Regions from separate parts of the Homo sapiens genome. Here region 2 is linked to region 1. The links are chromatin loops, found by intact Hi-C in ENCODE. Cell type or tissue: ascending aorta. All regions are shown on one strand.

Region 1 (8,000 bases):
CACAGGACTCTCTCAACAGAACAACGTAAAGACAGTCTGCCTGAGGCCACCCAAAGCTGTCAGGATTTCTAGGACACTGGAACATTTCTTTCCTCAAAAAGTGGCCACTTCCCATTGCTTTTTCCCACACTGCCCTTGAGTGTTGAGGTCTGGGCTCATTGACTCACCCCCTGGACTTTGGCATGACCATGATGAGCGCTCATCACTGCTGCTGATGGTGCCGCCTTTGCTTGGGAGGTCATTCTGATGCTCATTCACCTTCATGGACTGCTTCAAAGGCAAGCATCCAGCACCTCGGGCTTACTTTCCCTGAGATCCAAGAAGAAGCAAAAATAAAATACAATAAAAAATCTAAAATTTAGAGATTCTTTCCAAGAGAACAGCTTCAAACTCAGTGTCAGATTTCATGAATAATGGATGTGTTGATACACTCAACTTTCAGCAAAAAGAACAGCACAGCCTCTGACGGTCCCCTCCTCGACACAACTTAATCTGCCTTCCACTTAACAGGCTTTGTTTATCTGTTTTTCCCCTTAGCCGGGCCTTCAACGCTGCACCAGGTTATAATGAGAGGACATTTTTTGAGCACAGGCACCCTTGAACAGAAATGGCAATTAACTAGTATCATCACAAATGCTCCAGGCCTTTAGTCTTTCTCATGGTGATGCCTGGAGCAAAAAATGTGTTTACTCAAGACAGAGCCTATTCCGGTACCTTCTATTCCAGCATCCTTCCCCTTTCTTCTCTCTCTGTTGTGCAGAAAGGTGTTGTGTAAAAAGGTGGTCCGAAGACCTTCACCAAGGTCTCAAGTCCATGACTTGCTGCCCCTGTGGTACAGTGCTCCCTGACCTCAGATTCCTCATCTGTAAAATGGGAGTAACCATCTTCAGGCTGCCTGGTCCCGGGTTATACTGTTGTGAGGCTTGGCAGGGAGAGAGTAGGCACAGGCACATCGAGGGCCACAGAGCCTCTACAAACTGCACTGTCCCTATCACTGTGTGGGCAGGAAGAAGACGATTATGAAAGTCCCAATGATGACCAGGATGGGGAGGATGATGGAGACTATGAGTCCCCCAATGAGGAGGAAGAGGCACCCGTGGAAGATGACGCGGATTATGAGCCGCCACCCTCCAATGACGAGGAAGCTCTGCAGAACTCCATCCTGCCTGCCAAGCCTTTCCCCAACTCCAACTCCATGTACATCGGTAAGGGCCCGTTTCCGGATTTTCTGGCCCGAGCAGCCCAAAGGCAAGCTCGCCACTGCTGCATGGAAGGCTGATGCCCCAGCTTGCCCATGTAGCAGAAAGCTCTGGGTCTCGATATCTGCTCGGCTTCTTAACAGCTATGTGGCTTTGTACAAGTAACTCTGTCTCTCTGGGCCTCAATTTCCTCATCTGTGAAATAGGATAATAAATGTACAGACCACATAGGTTTCCTGTGAGGACTACTAAGACTGCAACCAATTCTTGCCTATGGTGGCTGATATCAGCATTGAACTACCACCTAAGGCTATTTGGCAGTTTCAACTCATTCTGCAGTTTACTCAGGTACTCCAAGAGTACTTTCCTGTTCCTCCCCATCTTTTGACCAAATTATAGTTACATGGCATTATTATGCTAGAATAAACATGAAGATATTGAGTAGGGTTTGACTATAACTTTAAAAAATATTAGATGGTGTTTACGATTTTTATTGTCTATCTGTCCTTTTAGCCCACTTCTCTCTCCATTCATTCAACAAACATTGTTGATCTGCTGGGAGCCCAGGCCCCATTCTCAGTGCTTAGAAATGATCAGGAAAGAAGAAATAGCCCCTGCCTCCTGGGGCTTACATTCTAGTAGTGGTGTTGACAGAAAATAAACAAATATATTCTTAAATAATATACTTTCAGAGAGTACGCTGAAAATTGAAGGTCAGTACCACAAAAAACGAATACCATTTAATCCTTTATGCGGTATAACCCATTTCCATTTTAAAGCCCTTTCACAAAATGCTGTCTCAATATCTCATGGTGGTTTTTAAACATCTGTGTAATAAGGACAACCATGATCAAGTCTGTTTCATATACAGGGAAGTGGAGGTCCGGAAAAGCAATGGATGAGTCAGTTGTTGAGTGCCTTGTGTGTGCCAGTCATTAAGATACAGAGTGAATAAGACAGCCCTCGCCAAGGGACTGACAGTCTGGCAGGTGACGCACCCTCCAACAAATGAGCCATGAGGTTACTTGGTGAAACCGTGATACAGAGGCACGAAGACAAGCACAGATGAGGCTGGAGCGTTTGCCTGAGGGTGTATCTTTAAGCTGTGATATTAAACCAAGGTTAAAGGATAAATACAAGTTGGCCAAGTGGAAATGGATGTGGTAAGGGAAGAACATTTGGAGCAGTAGAAATGGCTGTGCAAAGGCCCTGAGGCTCAAAGGAGCATGGCCTATTAGAGAAGCTGAGAGATGGCCAGTGCGGGTGGAGCAGGGTGGAATTAGATCAGGCTGGGCCTTGCTCCTACCCTTTTCCCTGTGGAAGAGCTGCACCTCCCCAAGGCTGGGACTAGAGTCGGGCAAGAGAGGCACCCAGGGCACAAAGCGTAAGGAGGCCCTACCCACTCACCCCTCTTGCTTGATGGTCTTGTCCTGGCCTTTCCCTGTCAAAGGGGTAGGAAATTGCCAGCCTGTCAACCTGGCCTAGGGACACTTCCGTGGAGATGTGGATAATGTGAGTTTCTGCCCAGATAATGTGAGTTTCTGCTCGAGGCAAATCTAGCTTCCACTTAAGAGTCTGTGGTCTGGTAACAGAAGTTGGTGATCAGCTCCTCCCTTTATGGGAAGAGATGAGCAAAATGAGGAAGTGTCAGGGAGGAGATAGCCCAGGACACTGGAGAGGGGAAGGAAGGGCAGACAGAACAAGATCCCTATGGCAGTGAGAGCTGACTTCACCCTGCACAGGCAGCTGGGTGTGCCTGTGAGATTTTTGGCATGTGTGTGTGTCTGTGTGCACTCGTGTCTCTGTGTATGCAGGTGTGTGCATATATATGCATGTGTGTGCATGCATGTGTGCACATGTGTATATCTGTGTGTCTGCATACAGAGGTATGCGTATGTTTACTTCTTACAAAATTGTCTGAAAATCCTCCCTTCCAGTTCTGGCTGAGCTGGTTACAAAGAGGCCTTTCTTGATTGGCAAAATCTCTGATAAATACCTATTCCTGTGAAATGCAAAGAAAGCTGAGCCTGTGTATAAGGAGAGTGACACAAACTAGGACAGAAAAAATGGGCAGGGAGGGGTGGGTGAGATCCAGGCTGGGTCTCCCCGTGGCTGGGGCTCATGTGGGCCTGGGGGTCAAGGATCATGCACCCCCGGTGCCCCGAGCTGCATATCTGTTCCTGGAGACCCCTGAGCTTGGCCGATACTCCCCTTTCACTTTAATAACCTTGTGTTTCCACAGACCGGCCCCCCTCTGGGAAAACCCCCCAGCAGCCTCCTGTGCCCCCCCAGAGACCGATGGCCGCCCTCCCGCCCCCACCAGCCGGCCGGAATCACTCGGTAGGCCTCCTCCCGTTCTTTTACAGTACTTGGTGTCCACTGCAGTTATTTCCTCCGCCAGAGAGAAAAATAAAACTATAAACATCTTTATCTCATTCTAATTTTGTAAGAAAAGATTATAATCTTTTCCCTCGGCTGGGGAAAGGCAAACCCAAGCATTCACACGTGTTTCTTTTTTGGGGTAAAATACTGGTGGTTTTTATTTACTTCCCACTATTTGAGAGAAGTGAAAACTGTAAAATAAACCCAAAGAGAACCGAATTAAGTCCGTGGCACCTACTGGTGTTGCCTGGGTACCGAGCCTTCCTCTCTCCTGCAAAAAGACTTGCGCCACCTTCTGGCCGACACCTGAAATTCCAAGGACAGGAGCCTTCAGACCGGAGGAGACAGAGGTAGCAAACCCCGTTTTCTCCTTCTTCGAGCATACAGCCCGGTCCTTGTGAATCTGATAAGTTCCCAGAGTGACCCTGAGAAGCTCAGACTAAGGACTTGATAGTTAGGAATGTGTTCCCTTCACAAGTTTATCTACAGATGTATATTGCTTTTGAGATTTGAAGACCTTCTTTTGAGATGCAGGATTCACTTATTTAATCAGCAAATATTGTCTGAGCAGCTACTATGTGCCAAGCAGAGTTCTAGGCGTTGGGGATAAAGTGTGAACAAGATAAATAAGGTCCCTGCTTTCATAAAACTCAACTAGGGCTAGTTATCAGACGGTAGACAGATGTCTGAAAGAGATCATTTGAGTAGTTATGTGTGGTTCGGGGGACGGAAGACCAGGTAACATGACGGTATGGGGGGGGGAGGTGACAAGGACCTGGGACAGAATGAGCCAGTTGTGGGAAGAGCCGGGAGAAGAACGTTCTAGGCAGAAGGAAACAAGTGTAGGGATGCCAAAGAGGGCATAACCTTGAGATTTTCCAGGAACTGCAAGAAGATTCTATGGTAGGGACCCCATGAGTACTGAGAAGGGATCACAGGAAAGAGTTGAGAGGGCAGACATGGGCCAGCTCAGGCAGGGCCTCGCAGGACATTAACGAGTTTCAATTTTGTTTCTAATGTGATAGGAGGCTTAGCAGGAAAGTGACATGCTCACTCTGCTGCCTGCAGAAAAGAGCTTGCGTGGCAGAGTCTAGAACAGGGAGCTCAGATAGGAGGCTACTGCGGTAGTTCAGTGAAGAAATGGACATGGATGTTTGTAGGCAGAACATGAAGATGAGGAAAAGTGAGCAGATCCAGACAGGTTTTGGGAGTGCCGGCTCTTGCTGATGTATTGGAAGTGCTTCCTAACGTTTGGATCTTTATGCAGCCACTGCCCCCACCCCAGACCAACCACGAAGAACCCAGCAGAAGCAGAAACCACAAAACGGCAAAGCGTGAGTACAAGGGCTGCTCTCTCTTGCCCTGTTCCCACCAGGCACTCCCCTAGCCCCGCCCAACCCCCAGCCGACTGCTTTCTTCTTTTAATTGATGTCAGCCTTTTCCCCTTCCAGTCCCTGCTCCTTCAATAGACAGAAGCACGAAACCTCCCCTAGATCGTTCATTAGCTCCGTTTGATAGAGAACCCTTCACACTAGGTGGGTATGATTCACATTTAATGCATAGTAATAATGATAAGCTGTTATAAAGTGCTTCCTGCATACGTTTCACATGTACCATCTCATTTAACTATGGCCACAATACTAGGAAGTGGAGACTAGTAGAATCATCCTCATTTTACAGATAAGGAAACGGAGACACAAAGAGGTACCTTCCCAAGATCACACAGCTACCAAGTGTTGGGAGTAGCGACCAAAGCCCATATCAGCCTCATTAGAAAGCTCCTGCTTGCAGCTTCTGGGGGCTGTGCTGCTTCTCTATGTGATGTGGATGATCTGTGTATACAAATCCCATTGTCCTTCAGCCAAGAGGCTTTAGGGTACAGAGAGAGGACCTGAATTGAGACAAAAGGGTTGGGGGAGCTGTTGTCTGCTGCCTTGCCTGCTACTTAATAGCTCACAGACCACAGGGATGTTAGTTTTTCAGAGCTCAGTCTCCTAATCTGTAAGGTGGATGTTCTGTACATAGAAAATGCTTTATAAATCCCTAAGGTGCTATTCAAATGTCAGGGATGTTTTTGTTTTAGGTATGCAATTGACCAAACATTGGGTATACCACAGTGCTTTTTCTTCACAATTTACGCAGAATATTCTTGGATTGCAGTTACCTTCACGTGCAGCTATTTTCAATTCAATTCTTAGCTACCATTTATTGAGCAACTGCTATGGGGCAAGTGCTCTACCTACCACAAATACACCTACAGTATCTCTAATCCTCACAGCAACTCAACAAAGGAGGTGCATTTTTAACCTCACTTCTCAGATGATAAAATTAAGGGTCAAAGAAGTTGAATAATTTGCCTAAATTTGCCTAAATTCGAACACTTGTCTTTCTGACTTCTAAGTGGGGGCTCTTTTCCACCATATCAGGCTGCAGTTGAGGACCCTGGGTTTTAACTTGCTGTGAACTACATGAGTCTGAGGAAGGAACTCTGCAACTGAACGGAAAGGAGCCCAGAATCCCAGCTGCCCCCACCCCTTTCTTGGCTATGCTCTGAGCAAGGCATTTAGCTTTCTGTGGCCTCAATCCCTTTTTGTCTGTCAACAAAATGACTTTCAGTTCTTGGATATGAGGCTGCTGCTCGCTGCTCTTTCCCCGAACTACATCACAGCTCTGCTGTGTCATGCAAAGCTGTGCTGGCTGGTTTGGCTTGGAATTGTCTGCTGTAGAGAGCTGTATAATTACATGGAAATGAAGATAGATTTGACTTCAGATTCCAACCCTGCTCACTACCACGAGCCGAGACATCAGAAAAGTGGAACACTGACATCAAATCCTTCGCAATCACCTCCTGACACAAAAGTTATTCTTTTAAAATATTCTTTTTTTCTATATTTAAAAGCATTTTTAAATGACACACTTTTCTGACAATTTCTGTTTTACCCTTGAATTAGTCCGTTTTCTGTGATGTTTTGGAAGGATTACTGTCTTCTTAAAATGTTTACACCCCACCTGAGACTTTTAACATGCTCAGAGAATATGCAAAAATTGGCAAATTTTGCTGGGCATGGTGGCTCATGCCTGTAATCCCAGCACTTTGGGAGGCTGAGGCGGGCAGATCACAACGTCAGGAGATGGAGACCATCCTGGCTAACACGGTGAAACCCCGTCTCTATTAAAAATACAAAAAATTAACCAGGCATGGTGGTGGGCACCTGCAGTCCCAGCTACTCAAGAGGCTGAGGCAGGAGAATGGCGTGAACCTGGGAGGCAGAGCTTGCAGTGAGCTGAGATCATGCCACTGCACTCCAGCCTGGGCGACAGAGCGAGACTCTGTCTCAAAAAAAAAAAAAAAAAAAAAAAAAAAGGCAAATTTTGAAATACTTATTCAGGCCAAAGAATATAAATTTAAGTTTCCTGGGTGCCCCTCTAAAGTAGAGGTTCCACCCCAAACCAAACTTTTATAAGCATCTTTTATACCGTCAAAACTCTCCCCATTACCAGCAAGCTCCTTTTTATTTTTATTTTTTTATTTTTAGTTTTTTTTGAGTCAGGGTCTCACTCTGTCACCTAGGCTGGAGTGCAGTGACAGCATCATAGCTCGTTACGGCCTCAAACTCCTCGGGTCAAGCAATCCTTCTTCTCCAGCCTCCCAAGGGGCTGAGGTTACAGGTGCATGTCCCCATGCCTGGCTAATTTTTAAATATACTGTAGAGACTGGGATTTCCCTGTGTTCACCAGGCTGATCTTGAACTCCTGGCCTCAAGTGATTCTCCTGTCTTGGCCTCCCAGCAGGCATGAGCCACCACACTCAGTGTCAGTAAGCTCTTCACAGTGAGGCAATATTCTTATCATGGGCCTGGCATGTACTTGGTCCTTAAAGAATAAATCACGTTGTGAAAATACAACTCCAGGGAGATAATATCACCATTCGCCATAGGGCACTAACTGTGCCTGGGTGTGGAAGGAAGGGAAAGAAAGGCGAGTTAACTAACAATTGTCAGCCCACATGGACCATATCAAAGTCAAAATAAAAACGTAGAAGAAAATCTCTAAATTTGTTTTATTTAGGAAGAAAGAATTGCAATTTGGGGCAATTGGTCTTCAGGGTCTTCAGTATGTCTGAAGAACAAAAAGAAGATTGGAGGTTTTATAAAAAGGAGAAGTGTTACAATATCGCTCCTTGAGAAAGTTCATCGGTTCTGGGGGCTGGCAAGTTTTGATTGGTGAGCAATGGCAGAGGGCAAAATTAATCTTCGAGTTGCAGCAGATTATTTCAGCAACTACTAGATGAAACTGGTTTCAGGTTACAACAGCCAACCTCACATAGAATCACATTTCTGGAGCAATGTTATGTGTCCTGAGTGCTTTTCCCTCTGGCTTCTCGACTCTGTTTTCCTTGGAGGTGATAAAATTCCCAAT
Region 2 (8,000 bases), 120 kb before region 1:
ATTTATGGGACTTATTATCCCAAGTGTCAGCAGAGAGGAGATATTGATTCAGAAAGACTTAAATAAACAAGCAGGTGCATAATCCAGAGAGGGGTACAGACTGAGCTGAGGGTGTCTGGAAAGCAGTGGAAGCAGACATCATGAAGAAACCTGGGGTCTCTTGAAAACTGCTCCCAAGGGAGTCATGGGGTGACAGAGGGGCAGGGACGGGCTGTGGAGTCAGCGGGCACAGGTGCACTCCAGGCTCCATCACATCACACGCTAGGGGCGTGACCTTGGGAAAATCACTTTGCCTTGTGCTTTTACAGAAAGAACAAGGCCTTTTGTGGGGGATTGTGGAGAGGAATGTCCATGTGTATGTGTATGTGTATGTATTGCATATCTATGTGGTCATTCCCTGGTACATAGTAGGTGCTTCATAAACAAAAATACCCTCCCATATCACTGCCCTTCTATTCCATTTGTGCCATAGTGTGTGACCTAAGAGTAGATAAAGCACTTTTTTTGTTTGTTTGTTTTGGTTTAGATGGAGTCTCACTCTGTCGCCCAGGCTGGAGTACAGTGGCTCAATCTCAGCTCACTGCGACCTCCGCCTCCTGGATTCAAGTGATTTTCATGCCTCGGCTTCCCAGAATAGCTGGGATTATAGGCACCTGCCATCGTGCCCAGCTAATTTTTGTATTTTTAGTAGAAACGGGGTTTCGCCATGTTGGCCAGGCTGGTCTCGAACTACTGGCCTCAAATGAACCGCCTGCCTTGGTCTCGAAAAGTGCTAGGATTACAGGCATGAGCCACCATGCCCTACCTAGATAAAGCATTTCTAAACTCTCCTGTAACACTCCATATAGCAATCTCAGGTGTTTTAATTCTCACTGGTTTAATCCTACCACTATCACCAGCAACTGTAACAGTCCCCCTTTGAAATCACTTGCAAGTGTGTTCCAGTTACTATGACTGCATAACAAATTACCCCAAAACGCAGGGGCATGAAACATTAGTTTTTTTCTTCTCGTGGATTTTGTGGCTCTGGAATTCAGAGAGAGCACAGAGCAGGTGGGCTGTCTCTGCTCCACATTCTCTGAGGCCTCAGCTGGGAGGCTGGCAGGCTGGGGGCTGGAACTGTCTGCAGGCTTGTTCTCTCCCATGCCCGGTGAGATTTGCTAGCTGTTGGCTGAGATCTGAGCTGAGGCTGTCAGCTGGAGCACGGGGCCTCGGCTTCCTACAACATGGTGGCTGGTTCCCAGGTACATGTCCCGAGAGCGTGTGGGGGGAACTCGAGCCCCCGTCTATGACTTAGCCTTGAACATCGTGCTGTGTCCTTCTACCATATTCTACTATTGAGGCCCTTACGAAGCTCCACCCAGGGTGAAGGGGAAGAGACATCAATGCCCCTCTTGATGGTGGAGTGTTGATGCCACACTGTGAAAAGGGCACATGGAATGGGAAGTATTTGGTGTGACCATCTTTGGAAAGGACAATCTCCATACTATGTGTCAGGTAGCTTAGGTGATCTCTCATTCCTCAAAAACACTGAGGGGCTAGGTATAATTATCTCTATTTTAGAGACAGACAAACTGAAGCTTAGAGAGGCAAAGTAACTTGCTTGGGCAATTTATTTCACCTCTCTGAGGCTCAGTTACTCCCTCTATCAAATGGGTAGAAAAATCTCCACCTCAGTGGTCTATTGTGAGCCTATTGTGCTAGTACCTTAAGAAGCTGTTGGAAGAGTCAGAGAAGATATTTTGTGATCTCTGACACCCCGTACTAATGCAAACCGTCAATATTTATTGTTGCAGCATTGTTATTTTCTTGCCCTCCACCTGTAGCCATCTGTCACACACAACCCCGCAGCCAGCAAAGGACCTGGGTTTTCACCCACAAACCCTCGAGGACAGGGCTTGTCAATGCCTTTTGGTTGTGGCTCATTTAGGGGGAGCAGAAGACCCCACGGCCCCCCTTCCCTGTTTGTTCCCACCTTCCCTTGGGAAGAATGCTAAAGTTTGTTTATGATTTCCAAATAATATGTAGCCCTTAATAACTTATTCAGAGTATCACGAGCAAGGAGCCCTTCGGTTATACTCATAAATGGCAGCCTGTTGCACTGTGTATCTCTCCCCCAGGGAAGCAGGAGGGGGGCCTGGCATTTCTGGATTAGCCCCAGGAGGACTTTTCCTGCTTCTGAGTGGACAGAGGATCATCCTTGGAAAATTGCTCTTCTGAGATTGAATTCCAGATCCTACATCCCTCTGTCAATCTGCCTGCAAGGTCTGAAGCTGGTCTTAGACCCTCTGGTGCTATGGTGCCCATTAAACAGACACTGTAGTCTCCTGTTAATAAGATTCAATTAGGAAAGGGGTGGAGAAGGGCACTCACCGCCTGAGAGTGTGTCAGGGAGGCCTGAGTGGCTGCCTTCATTTCGCGCCTGCTGGAGGCAGGAGGGAGGAAGGTGGTGAGCTCGCTCAGCAGGGAAGGCCAGGCTGCACCCACCTCCCTGGGGGCTGGGGAAACTCAGGGTGACCTCCAGAGCCTCAGGTGGCAGCTTACTGTATGATCGAGGTGATTTTTAATGTCTCAGAGCAGCCCCAGGGTCATCAGAGACAGACCAAGCTGTGCCATCTGGAAGGGCCAGCTTCGAATCTAGTTCTGGCCCCTAGGGTTGCACCAGTGACTTCAAGCCTCCAAGTCTCAGTTTCAGGTTCTTTGATTCTTGGGTCAAGTGAAGGGTGGAGATAAGCTGCCTTCTACCACCACGCCTGATACTTAGGAAAGCCCCAATATCTGGGATTGTTTTTGTTGTTTTGTTGAAAATATATATATATATATATATATTTGTTTTTTTTTTTTGAGACGGGGTCTCGCTCTGTTCAGGCTAGAGTGCAGTGGCACAATCTTGACTCACTGCAACCTCCGCCTCCCAGGTTCAAGCGATTCTCCTGCCTCAGCCTCCCAAGTAGCTGGGACCACAGGCATGCACCACTATGCCCGACTAATTTTTGTATTTTTAGTAGAGATGGGGTTTCGCCATGTTGCCCAGGATGGTCTCAAACTCCTGGGCTTGAGCAATCCATCTACCTTGGCATCCCAAAGTGCTGGGATTATGGGCGTGGGCCACTGTGCCTGCCCTTTGTTGCTGATTTTTAATCCTTACTTCCACTTTACAGATGAAGAAGCAGAGATCTAAAAGCATGTTTTTTGCCTGCAAATGCTGACATTCACTTGTCTTATTGCTAGGAAGAAATCTCTGTACTTTCGCGGTCTCTGGGAGGGCCCCTGGTGAGCAGACTGTCCCTGGACCTGGTTGGAAGCAGTTGTGGAGCTCTCACTACTCCCAGCTTCAGCTCAGTTGGTCCTTAAAAAGTCAGTTCTCTCCCCTTGCCATAAATCCCCACCGTCTCTAACTCCCATCACTACCCTAAAGCAAAGTAGGTTTTAAAAATGCCAGTAACACAAGTGAGAAAACTGAGGTCATTTAACGATAAGTTTGGGAGTAAAACCAAAAACAAAAAAGGAAACTGAGGCCCAGAGAGGTGCCATAACTTGCTCAGGGTCACACAGCACGTAAGTGCCAAAGGCAGGGAGCTGTAGCTGCTCCAGCGTGGATATGCCAGGGACTAGTGACAAGCCCAACCCCTCCAGCCCAACTCCACCCTTCCTCATGCCAACAAAAGGAGAATCATTTCCTATTTCTGGCATCTTTGCCAGCCCACAGAGACAGAGAGAAGAAGAAATATTTCCAAATATACCAGGCTGATCTTTCGTAGTTTCTCAGTCTTGCTGTCTGTTGTTGTTTGAAATCTGTTTCCCACGAGACTCTGGGAAGATGGAGGTGCAGGGCTTGGGTAACAGCTGCCTTCCTCAGGGCTGGGTACCTGCTCTCCGAGTCTGTGTCTCCAGGCTGTGTGCTCAGACTTGACCATGTTTGGGCATGGAGGCTTGCCCCAGATGGGGACCAAAAGCTGCTTCCCTGGAGACGGGCGGGGAGGCCAAACTTCCTGCTGAAGCTCTGTGGCCTCTTTTGGGGTGGGGGCGGGGGTCCAGGCAGAAAGAAACTGTCTGCTGCTCAAGACCCACAGGACGCCGGGAAGACTGTGAGTACCGGGCCTGAAAGCACTTGGGAAGTGATTTCTCTGAAGACCGGGCTGGAGGGAGACAGGGGAAAGCAGCCTGCCACGGGGCAGGGAGGGAGGCAGGCAGGAGGACTCCCTTCCTCTCGGGGCTGTCCTTCTGGATGGAGGGCCCGTGGTCTGGTGGCCAGTGGGGAGGGTGGCACAGTGGCCAGGTTACTCTGGTAGTAAGCGCCCTGGCCCTCTAGGTCCCAGTTCTCAGAGTGGCCAGAAGGCTGCAGCCTGGAGATTAACACCAATGCTGGCACTTGTCACCGGTAGAGAGGTGGGACAAAAATAGATTCATCAAGAGGGGTCCAGACTTCTGCTCCAAACTTTCAGGGTTTCCTTCGTTAGTAGTAATAGCTAATATTTACTGGGGGCTGATTTGGGGCTAGGTGCTATGATACATGTCTGATACTCAATATGGCATTTGATCTTTAGCTGAACTCTCTGAGGCAGGTACCATGGTTCTCGTTTCACAGTCATGTGGTTGCTAAGTGTAAGTGGCAGAGCCAGGATTTGATTCCATGTCTGAGGACCTCAGAATCGCCCTGTCCACACCCCACCAAACTGTTCAACAATGTACTCTATTCCTTGTCCTTCTAAGGAAAAGGATGTCGACCCAGCTATCAGGTCACCCAGGACACTCCAAAGTCCTGCCTTCCTTTGTCCTTCTCCATCTTCTCTGAATCTATCCCAGATCTCAAGTGACCTTTCTAAATGGGAAGATATATCCTGGAACTTCAGAGATATTTAGAAATGCTCAAAACTGGGAAGTTCTTCTTACAGTCTAACTGAAATCCCTCCTATGATAGCTGAAACCCACTTCTTCCTTTTCTTTCTGTCCCTTGGGGGATATTGACAGTTCCCATCCTTCCTCCCGCCAAAGGTTCTCCCTTTGGATGCTGAATACTAACTTCTTGCTGAAGTCATATCTACACTGAACCCCACGCATGGTCTTAGGAGGATTTATCATGACTCTATAAACTCACTCAGTGCAGGCAACAATCTCATCAGACCATTAGAGACGGGTCAGACCTGAATAAGCCAAGTTTCCAGACTTCTCTGTGACAGGGAAGCCTCTCCTTTCCTTTCCTTCTGAGCTCCTAAAACTGGTAAAACCAGGTTCCTGCCTTCACCAGCCTCAGGAGTGCCCAGGGGCCTGAGAGGGCACTAGAAGCCAAATAGCAGAGGAGGCCATGGCCCTGGGCGCTGGGGGGGGCTGATTAGCCAGGAAGGAGCCACAGGAAGCCCCCACAGGTGCGATCCAGTTCCCCCAGGAGAGAAATGGCTTTGTTGTGGGCACTCAGCCCTAGGCTTCCAAGATGGGATTTCCCATTGGCTTCAAATGATTTATGTCTCACAGTATCTGGGGTGGGGCCAAGTGCCAGTGACCCTTGCAGGTCCTGGGGAAGCAGGCTGTTGGGGCTTTTAGCTTACCTCCAGGTGATTCTGTTGCTTTACCTGTGAATACATGGAGAGTCTTGTTCAACTGACGCCAGGTAGAAAAAGGCATGGGCTCTCCCATTCCCACAAGATCACAGAACAGGAGGAAAAGGATTGAATAAAAAGAGTTGAATAAAACATCTCTCTTTGTCGGGGGCAATTTCTGCTTGCTTGTGCTTTTATAATGTCTCCATTAGAATGCAGGAGAAACTCACCTCCTGGTGCCAAATAAAGGAGAAAAAGTTGTCATTGGATGTCACCTCTGCCGATCGATAGGGGAGGTGGACCAGCTCACTGGGAAGGTGTGATGGGTATCCGTGGTGCCTGACCCTGGTCTCTTCCCTTTAGCGGAGATGCCCGGGTATGAGGGCAGCCTGGCTAAGGGGAGGGAGTCAAGAATCTCTGAATATTTGAAACAGTCTAGTAGTTAAGAGACGCCTGAGCAGAAAATAGAGCACTTTGCAGAAAATCTCTTTGGACTAAGGCCTGTCACCCGGACACTGGCTAATTAAACAAACAAAAACCATAATATGTTTATTACTTTAGGGACCTGGCAAGGAGAATAAAGTCCCCCTGATATCTGGCTAAAATTTCCCCTAAATTCCCCTAAAATTTCCCCTAAAATGGAGGATTACATTGATAGCTTCCTGGTATTTTTGGTAGAAATGGACTCTGGTTACTTTAAACAAATAAAAACAACAGCAAATAAATTTACCAGAGGCTCTAGGACAGCTTGCGGAACCATGGGAAATCACGCGGGGACCATGGCTGGGCATCTCTGTGGCTCCAGGCGGCATAGATTGAGGGGCTGTTTCTTGAAGTCTTTGTCAAGACTCACACTCCTGGGGGAGCGATCAGGAGCCTAGCAGGGGAGGGTGGAATCTTTGCTTGCATTGGGGTGGAGTCAATGTCCAGGGGAAAAACAAGGAGTTGCTGCCTAAAGAAAGAGGAGAGAAGGAAAGCAACCACCAGCAGAATGTGCCCATTCTGCTTTGTCCCAGGTGGCTTCAAGCCCTGAAATAAGAAAGCAGTCGCTGAGGCCACCATGATGCCTTCTTTCTTCTTTCTTTGCTTGAAGTAGGGGAATGTTCCTTACAAAAAAAAAAAACACCGGAATATGGTAAACCTCCTGCCTCTCCTGACAACCTGCAGCTGCCTTCTGGGGCCCTCCTCTCCTTTCCCTGCCTGTGCCCGGCCCAGCTAGCCCTGCCACAGAACTGTTTCTGGGCAGAAATACTCCAAGTATCCCTGTGAGATAAGTGCCGTGGAAGGAGGTGCATGGATGATGCACATGTACTGCTCGCTCACCGCATGGGACCTATGACTGTTGTAGCAAATGATCATAAACCTGACGGCCTCAAACGACAGAAATTTCACCAGAAGTCCAAAATCACCAAGGTGTCTGCAGGCTGCACTCCCTGCAGTGGCCGTGGGGGATGAGCCATTGTTCCTTGCCCCCGCCAGCTTCTGACGCACTCCTTGGCCTGTGGTCACATCACTCTAATTGCTGTCTCCCTGGTCATATCACCTTAGCTTTCTCATCTGTTTAATCTCCCTTCACTTCCCTCTTATTAGGACCCTTGGGATTACATTTAGGAGCTACATGGATAATCCAATATTGTCTCCCCATTTCAAGAGCCTTTATCTTTTTTTGTTTTTTGTTTTTTTTTTTGACGGAGTCTTGCTTTGTTGCCCAGGCTGGAGTGCAGTGGCGCATCTCTGCTCACTGCAAGCTCCGCCTCCTGGGTTCATGCCATTCTCCTGCCTCAGCCTCCCCTGTAGCTGGGACTACTGGCTCCCACGACCACACCCGGCTAATTTTTTGTATTTTTTTTTTTTAGTAGAGATGGGGTTTCACCATGTTAGCCAGGATGGTCTTGATCTCCTGACCTCATGATCCGCCCACCTCGGTCTCCGAAAGTGCTGGGATTTCAGGCATGAGCCACCGCACCTGGCCTTCAAGAGCCTTTATCTTAATCATTTCTGCAAAGTCATTGCCACATAAAGTAACATTGATAGCTTCCAGAGACTAGAACATAGACATCTTGGGGGGCCATTACTGAGCCTATTACATACTGTGTGACCTAGGGCAAGTCACTTTACCTCTCTGAGCCGTAGGTCTTTTATCTGCAATTGCCTCTCAATTGCACAGGGAAGGCTTACATGGGGTCCAAAAAGCAAGACTTCTGGAAGTTGCAAAGCTCCAAATATAAACAAGAGTGATATTAATAGTTGAGTACCTTCCCCTCTCACCTGTCCTCTCTTTCTGTGGATCACCTGTGAACTGGGCTGATCTCACTTCTGTTTGCTTCTGTGGACCTAGAAATGATCACTGCCCCCAGTGAATATGGTGAAGAAGCTGGTGATGGCCCAGAAGCGGGGAGAGACACGAGCCCTTTGCCTGGGTGTAACCATGGTGGTGTGTGCCGTCATCACCTACTACATCCT

What was found. Hi-C counts contacts between places; a loop is a spot of excess contacts. Peaks named below come from ENCODE experiments on the same cell type or tissue, not always from the same donor. Only the 100,000 strongest peaks of a DNase experiment are listed, where the experiment ranks them.
Region 2: a loop joins it to region 1, with 7 times the contacts of the local background. A loop is called at or near these places in 2 of 110 quality-filtered maps.

What each region holds. Positions count from the first base shown.
Region 1 is chr5:170,263,924-170,271,923 of GRCh38, reverse strand. It overlaps LCP2 (lymphocyte cytosolic protein 2), which reads left to right. Exons shown (of 21, transcript NM_005565.5): 7 at 1,007-1,205; 8 at 3,442-3,539; 9 at 4,849-4,915; 10 at 5,033-5,116. Among named protein-coding and RNA genes, the nearest start is that of LCP2, 30 kb to the left of the region's middle. In ascending aorta, a CTCF peak has its summit at 3,872 (motif pointing left); DNase peaks (open chromatin) are centred at 2,088, 3,863 and 6,143; H3K4me3 peaks cover 851 bases; H3K27ac peaks cover 1,473 bases.
Region 2 is chr5:170,385,347-170,393,346 of GRCh38, reverse strand. KCNMB1 (potassium calcium-activated channel subfamily M regulatory beta subunit 1) reads left to right here and starts at 3,980. Exons shown (of 4, transcript NM_004137.4): 1 at 3,980-4,088; 2 at 7,876-8,000. The coding sequence starts at 7,900. It overlaps KCNIP1-OT1 (KCNIP1 overlapping transcript 1), which reads right to left and starts at 3,854. Exons shown (of 3, transcript NR_109899.1): 1 at 3,744-3,854. It also overlaps a transcript of KCNIP1 not described here. RefSeq lists enhancers at 684-1,184, 1,185-1,685, 1,938-2,438, 2,439-2,939, 4,864-5,364 and 1 more. In ascending aorta, no CTCF peak of the experiment used is centred here; DNase peaks (open chromatin) are centred at 3,636, 3,986 and 4,294; H3K4me3 peaks cover 5,588 bases; H3K27ac peaks cover 6,227 bases.